Regions from separate parts of the Homo sapiens genome. Here region 2 is linked to region 1. A link is an interaction called in ENCODE POLR2A ChIA-PET data of the cell type or tissue named here. Cell type or tissue: Panc1. All regions are shown on one strand.

Region 1 (2,500 bases):
TCTCTGCTCGCTGCTGCTCAGCCTTTCCCAGCCCTGCCCCTCTCGTCTTGCTTCTCACATTTCAGCCTCTGAGTTACTGGCACCACTGTCTGTTGCTGCTGTTGCTGCTGCTGCTGCTGAAGCCGGCACCAGCCAGACATTAACCCCTGATGCGCTGGCGGCCGCAGCTGCACAGCAGGAAAGGGGCACCAGGGGCTCAAGCTCTGGCGGGCTTGAGGGAGGAGAGAGCAATCCCAGAGCCGGTCCCTTTGCTGCCCCCGGTCCCCACTCCACAGTGCTTACTGCGCTTGCTTCTTCCTTGTCTGCACAGACTTGAAGCCAAAACCCTTTCTGACCCCTACGAGTTGCTCCTTCCTCTGACAGTCTGGCTCTGACCATCAGCCCACAGGAAGGGGCTACATTTCACCTGGTAGCTGACCTTGTCGTTTCATGCATGGCCATGTTTTCTCCCTCCGTATGCCTTGTCATGCCCAGCGGGACCCTCCTCTTGTACCCGGATTTACCTGGCCACGGTTGAGCCACCAGGACCAGGTAAGCTCTTGAGTTTTGAGGCCAACAGGAAGCCATTCTCCAGGGCAGCCACGGGGGGATCTGGAGGAGCCTGAAAGAAGTGCAGGCCCTGGTAGTGGCTGGCTGTGATGGGCTTGGCCAAGCCCCTTGGGCGTGATCATAGGACTCAGGGCACCATGGTGAGGATGAAACTAGGAGTGCAGGTGGGGCGCGGCGGCTCACGCCTGTAATCCCAGCACTTAGGGAGGCCGAGGCGGGCAGATCACCTGAGGTCAGGACTTCAAGACCAGCCTGGCCAACATAGTTAAACTCTGTCTCTACAAAAATACAAAAATTAGCAGGGCATGATGGCTGGTGCCTATAATCCCAGCTACTCGGGAAGCTGAGGTGGGAGAATTGCTTGAGCCTGGAAGGCTGCGGTTGCAGTGAGCCAAGATCGCACCATTACACTCTAGCCTGGGTGACAGAGTGAGACTCCCTCTCAAAAAAGAAAAGAAGGAAGGAAGGAAAGAAAATAACTAGGAGGCTGGGCGCGGTGGCTCACGCCTGTAATCCCAGCACTTTGGGAGGCCGAGGCAGGTGGATCACGAGGTCAGGAGATCGAGACCATCCTGGCCAACACGGTGAAGCCCCGTCTCTACTAAAAATACAAAAAAAAAATTAGCCGGGCGTGGTGGCAGGTGCCTGTAGTCCCAGCTACTCGGGAGGCTGAGGCAGGAGAATGTCGTGAACCCAGGAGGCAGAGCTTGCAGTGAGCCGACAGAGCGAGACTCCGTCTCAAAAAAAAAAAAAAAAAAAAAAAAAGAAACTAGGAGTGCGAAGAAAGCCCCCACAGCAGCACTGGCCTGCGCTGGTGATGATCTATGGCTCCCGCCCCCGGACCCACACTGGGGCTTGGAGCCTGCCCCTCCCCAGGGAGAGCTGGCCCTGTTTCCTGGCTGCCTCTCCCAGCTGGAAACTCACCCAGCTTTGGTTTTCATGAGCGCAGGCCTCCAGCCCTCCTCTGGCCTGGTCAGCCCCAGCCTTCCCTTTTCCAGTCTCAAGTGGAACATGACATTCCACCTTCCGTTCCCAACCTCTGTCTACTCCATGTGAAGAGATCCAGTCACCCAGAGGGACACTGGAGATGGCACCTCCCAGGTGTCCTCATCCCACATGCCTCTGCTTCCTGCCTTTCTTCTGATCCCCAAATGCAACTTTCTGGTTTCTTTCATTCTTTTTTTTTTTTTTTTGAGATTGAGTCTCGCTCTGTCAGAGGCTGGAGTGCAGTGGCGCAGTCCTGGCTCACTGCAACCTCCACCCCCTGGGTTCAAGGGACACTCCTGCCTCAGCCTCCTGAGTAATTGGGACTACAGGAGTGTGCCACCTCGCCTGGCTAATTTTTGTATTTTTAGTAGAGATGGGGTTTCACCATGTTGGTCAGGCTGGTCTCAAACTCCTGCACTCAAGTGATCTGCCCACCTCAGCCTCCCAAAGTGCTGAGATTACAGGCGTGAGCCACCATACCCGGCTCTTTGTTTTTTTCAAGAGTCTCACTTGCTTGCCCTGGCTGGAGTGCAGTGACATGATCATGGCTCACTGCAGCCTCAACCTTTTGGCCTCAAGTGATCCTACCTCCTCAGCCTCCCAAGTATCTGGGCCAGGTGCACCACCAACACACCCAGTTAATTTTTAAATTTTTGTAGAGAAGGAGTCTTGCTATGTTGTCCAGGCTGGTCTCAAACTCCTGGGCTCAAGTGATCCTCCTACCTCAGTCTCCCGAAGTGCTGGGGTTACAAGTGTGAGCCACGGCCCCTAGCTCCCCTTGATTTCTTGTGGGCCTCCTTTGACCCTCCACTCTCTCTGGCCACACTGCCTTGGTTCCTTGGCTGGCTCTTTTCTCTTTCTCTCTCTCTCTCTCCTTTCTTTTTTCTTTTTTTGAGATGGAGTCTCGCCCTGTTGCCCAGGCTGGAGTGCAGTGGCGCAATTTCGGCTCACTGCAAGCTCCACC
Region 2 (2,500 bases), 1.5 Mb after region 1:
TGGAGTGCAGTGGCGCCATCTCAGCCCACTGCAGCCGCTGCCTCCCGGGTTCAAGCGATTCTCTTGCCTCAGTGGCCTGAGGAGCTGGGATTACAGGCATGTGCCACCACGCCCAGCTAATCTTTGTGTTTTTAGTAGAGATGGGGTTTCACCATGTTAGTCAGGCTGGTCTCAATCTCCTGACCTCAGGCGATCCATACATCCCAGCCTCCCAAAGTGCTGGGATTACAGGCCTGAGCCTCGGTGCCTGGCCCAGGGGTGCCTGTCTGAAGAGAGCAAGGGAGTGCCAAGAGCATATCTGGTCTGCTTCGTGAACCGAAGCTGGGCTGTGTTCCCCCAGAAGTGTCCCTTTCTCTAATTTCAACAGTGGTACCCCTAGAGGTTTGCTGTGACTTGGAAGATACTGATAGACCCATTTTGCAGATGAGAAAATCAAGGCTAAGGAAGGTGACTTGTTTTTCTCCCACAACCCCTAATATGGCATGGAATGTGGTGGTGACTCCGGAGCCCAGGTCACATCATCCCTCTTGCAGGTGATGGCTGTCTTGATAGGGGGCACAGCATGGGCTGTCAGCTCTTTGCTTCCCCATGGAATGCTTGCAGAAACACACTTCTGGGTGCAGCTCAACCCATCATCATGTTGTTCCCAGGCCTTGAATGGGTGCCCCACCCTCCGCCTCTCCCCTCCCCCAAGCTTACCACTCAAGGAGATGAGTATTTCAAATCAAATGTTAAAGGGCATTGTCCCGGCTCATCACAAAAGAATGAGGGAGGTAGTGAAGGCACGAATTGTCACAGGTTTGTGGCTTGGAAGATGGATTAGTTTCTGAACCTCGGCACAGTGGGCACATTGGGCTGGATTGCTGTGTGGGTTGCCTTGTGCACCATAGCACGTGGAGCCGTATCCCAGGCCTCTACCCACTAGATAGCGCTGGGGCACCCCACCTCCCCATTTGTGACCGCCACAACTGTGATCAGGCATTCCAGCTTTCCCTGGGATGCCTGATCAGTTGAGAACCCTGAGCCAAGCAGAGATGGGTCTCCTAGCTGGAAGAAAGCACAGGAGAAAAGCTGTGGGTTTGTTTGCTGTGTGTTGGGGTGACAGTAGGGACAAGACAGGGAAGGCCTTTGCCTTCCTGGAGCCAGTCAAAAGGGCAGTTTGTCCAGTGGTAAGTGCCCCTACGCCCAGAGTGTCAGGATGTCTTGACTTTTGGGGGTGCGTGGACTGGAGGTTCATCTGAGGAGGTGACCTGAGTTGGACCCTGAAAGTCCAGAAGCAGCCAGCCATTCCGAGTGCTGGGACCAGCAAGTGCGAAGGTCTGAGTTAGGAAAGAACTTACAGAAGAACATAGAGAGCCAGAGCCTCAGAGCGTGGGAAGCAGAGGGAGAGACAGACGGCAAGGACTTGGTGGTATTCAGGTCATGATGGGAAGCCACTGGATGGTTTTCAGCAGGGGAGGAATAGTCTAGATAGTCTAGTTTGATTTTTTTTTTTTGAGATGGAGTCTGTGTCGCCCAGGTTGGAGTGCAGTGGCGCGATCTCAGCTACTGCAAGCTCCGCCTCCCGGGTTCACGTCATTCTCCTGCCTCAGCCTCCCGAGAAGCTGGGACTGTAGGTGCCCGCCACCATGCCCGGCTAATTTTTTTTTTTTTTTTTTTTTTGTATTTTTAGTAGAGATGGGGTTTCACCGTGCTAGCCAGGATGGTCTTGACCTCCTGACCTCATGATCTGCCCGTCTCGGCCTCCCAAAGTGTGTGAAGGGAACAAGGAGATATATTCTGGGTGAAGGGTGATGCTGGCTGCAGATGGTGAGCCCTCAGACTCACTAGTGGACATGGAAGATGAGGAAAGGGGCCCCAGCATGGTCAGTGGGAAGGGCTGGGGACCTTCAGGTTGGGCCCACAGGGGTAGGAGACATTACCGTGGGGCCACGGGGGTAGCTGGAACAGGGAGGTCAGCGCTGTGGAGACTACAGCCGTGTGGAGGGGCGTTCGCATGGAGATCCCCAAAGCTGCAGATGATCACACGTGAACACCAAGGCCCCAGCTGGGGCAAGAGCTGGAATACCCCCCTGCAGCTCTGCTGCTTCCTCCACAGATGACACCTTTGAGGCCCTGTGCATCGAGCCGTTTTCCAGCCCGCCAGAGCTGCCCGATGTGATGAAGCCCCAGGACTCGGGAAGCAGTGCCAATGAACAAGCCGTGCAGTGAGGACCCCCAAGAGGCCCATTTCCCCCAATAAAAGAGATTTGGGAGTCTGCCTGGTTGCTGCCTCTTTTTCCCGCCCCTCCCTGGGATGGGTCCCACTCCCTGTGGGCTCCTTTTGGGGCTTGTGCTTGGCAGTTCCTGTGCTGTCCTGTCTCCCAGATCCTGAGACCCTGGCTGAGAACTTGGCCCAGCCTGCTGCTTAAAGGCACCATGGGGACCTGGGTTGCCCTGAGACCCAAGCCATTGTTAGCAGCTAGCCAGCCACACCAACCACGCCAGGGGGAGGAAAGGG

What was found. ChIA-PET counts read pairs that join two places held together with the same protein. Peaks named below come from ENCODE experiments on the same cell type or tissue, not always from the same donor. Only the 100,000 strongest peaks of a DNase experiment are listed, where the experiment ranks them.
Region 2: POLR2A ChIA-PET joins it to region 1 with 6 read pairs; 1 of 35 experiments calls an interaction of 5 or more read pairs at or near these places.

Annotation. Positions count from the first base shown.
Region 1 is chr16:4,291,592-4,294,091 of GRCh38, reverse strand. No RefSeq gene overlaps it. Among named protein-coding and RNA genes, the nearest start is that of TFAP4, 20 kb to the right of the region's middle. In Panc1, no CTCF peak of the experiment used is centred here; no DNase peak of the experiment used is centred here; H3K4me3 peaks cover 342 bases; H3K27ac peaks cover 1,602 bases.
Region 2 is chr16:2,771,701-2,774,200 of GRCh38, reverse strand. ELOB (elongin B) reads left to right here. Exons shown (of 4, transcript NM_007108.4): 4 at 2,099-2,500. The coding sequence ends at 2,211. Among named protein-coding and RNA genes, the nearest start is that of ELOB, 4.3 kb to the left of the region's middle. RefSeq lists a silencer at 980-1,132. In Panc1, no CTCF peak of the experiment used is centred here; no DNase peak of the experiment used is centred here; H3K27ac peaks cover 2,296 bases.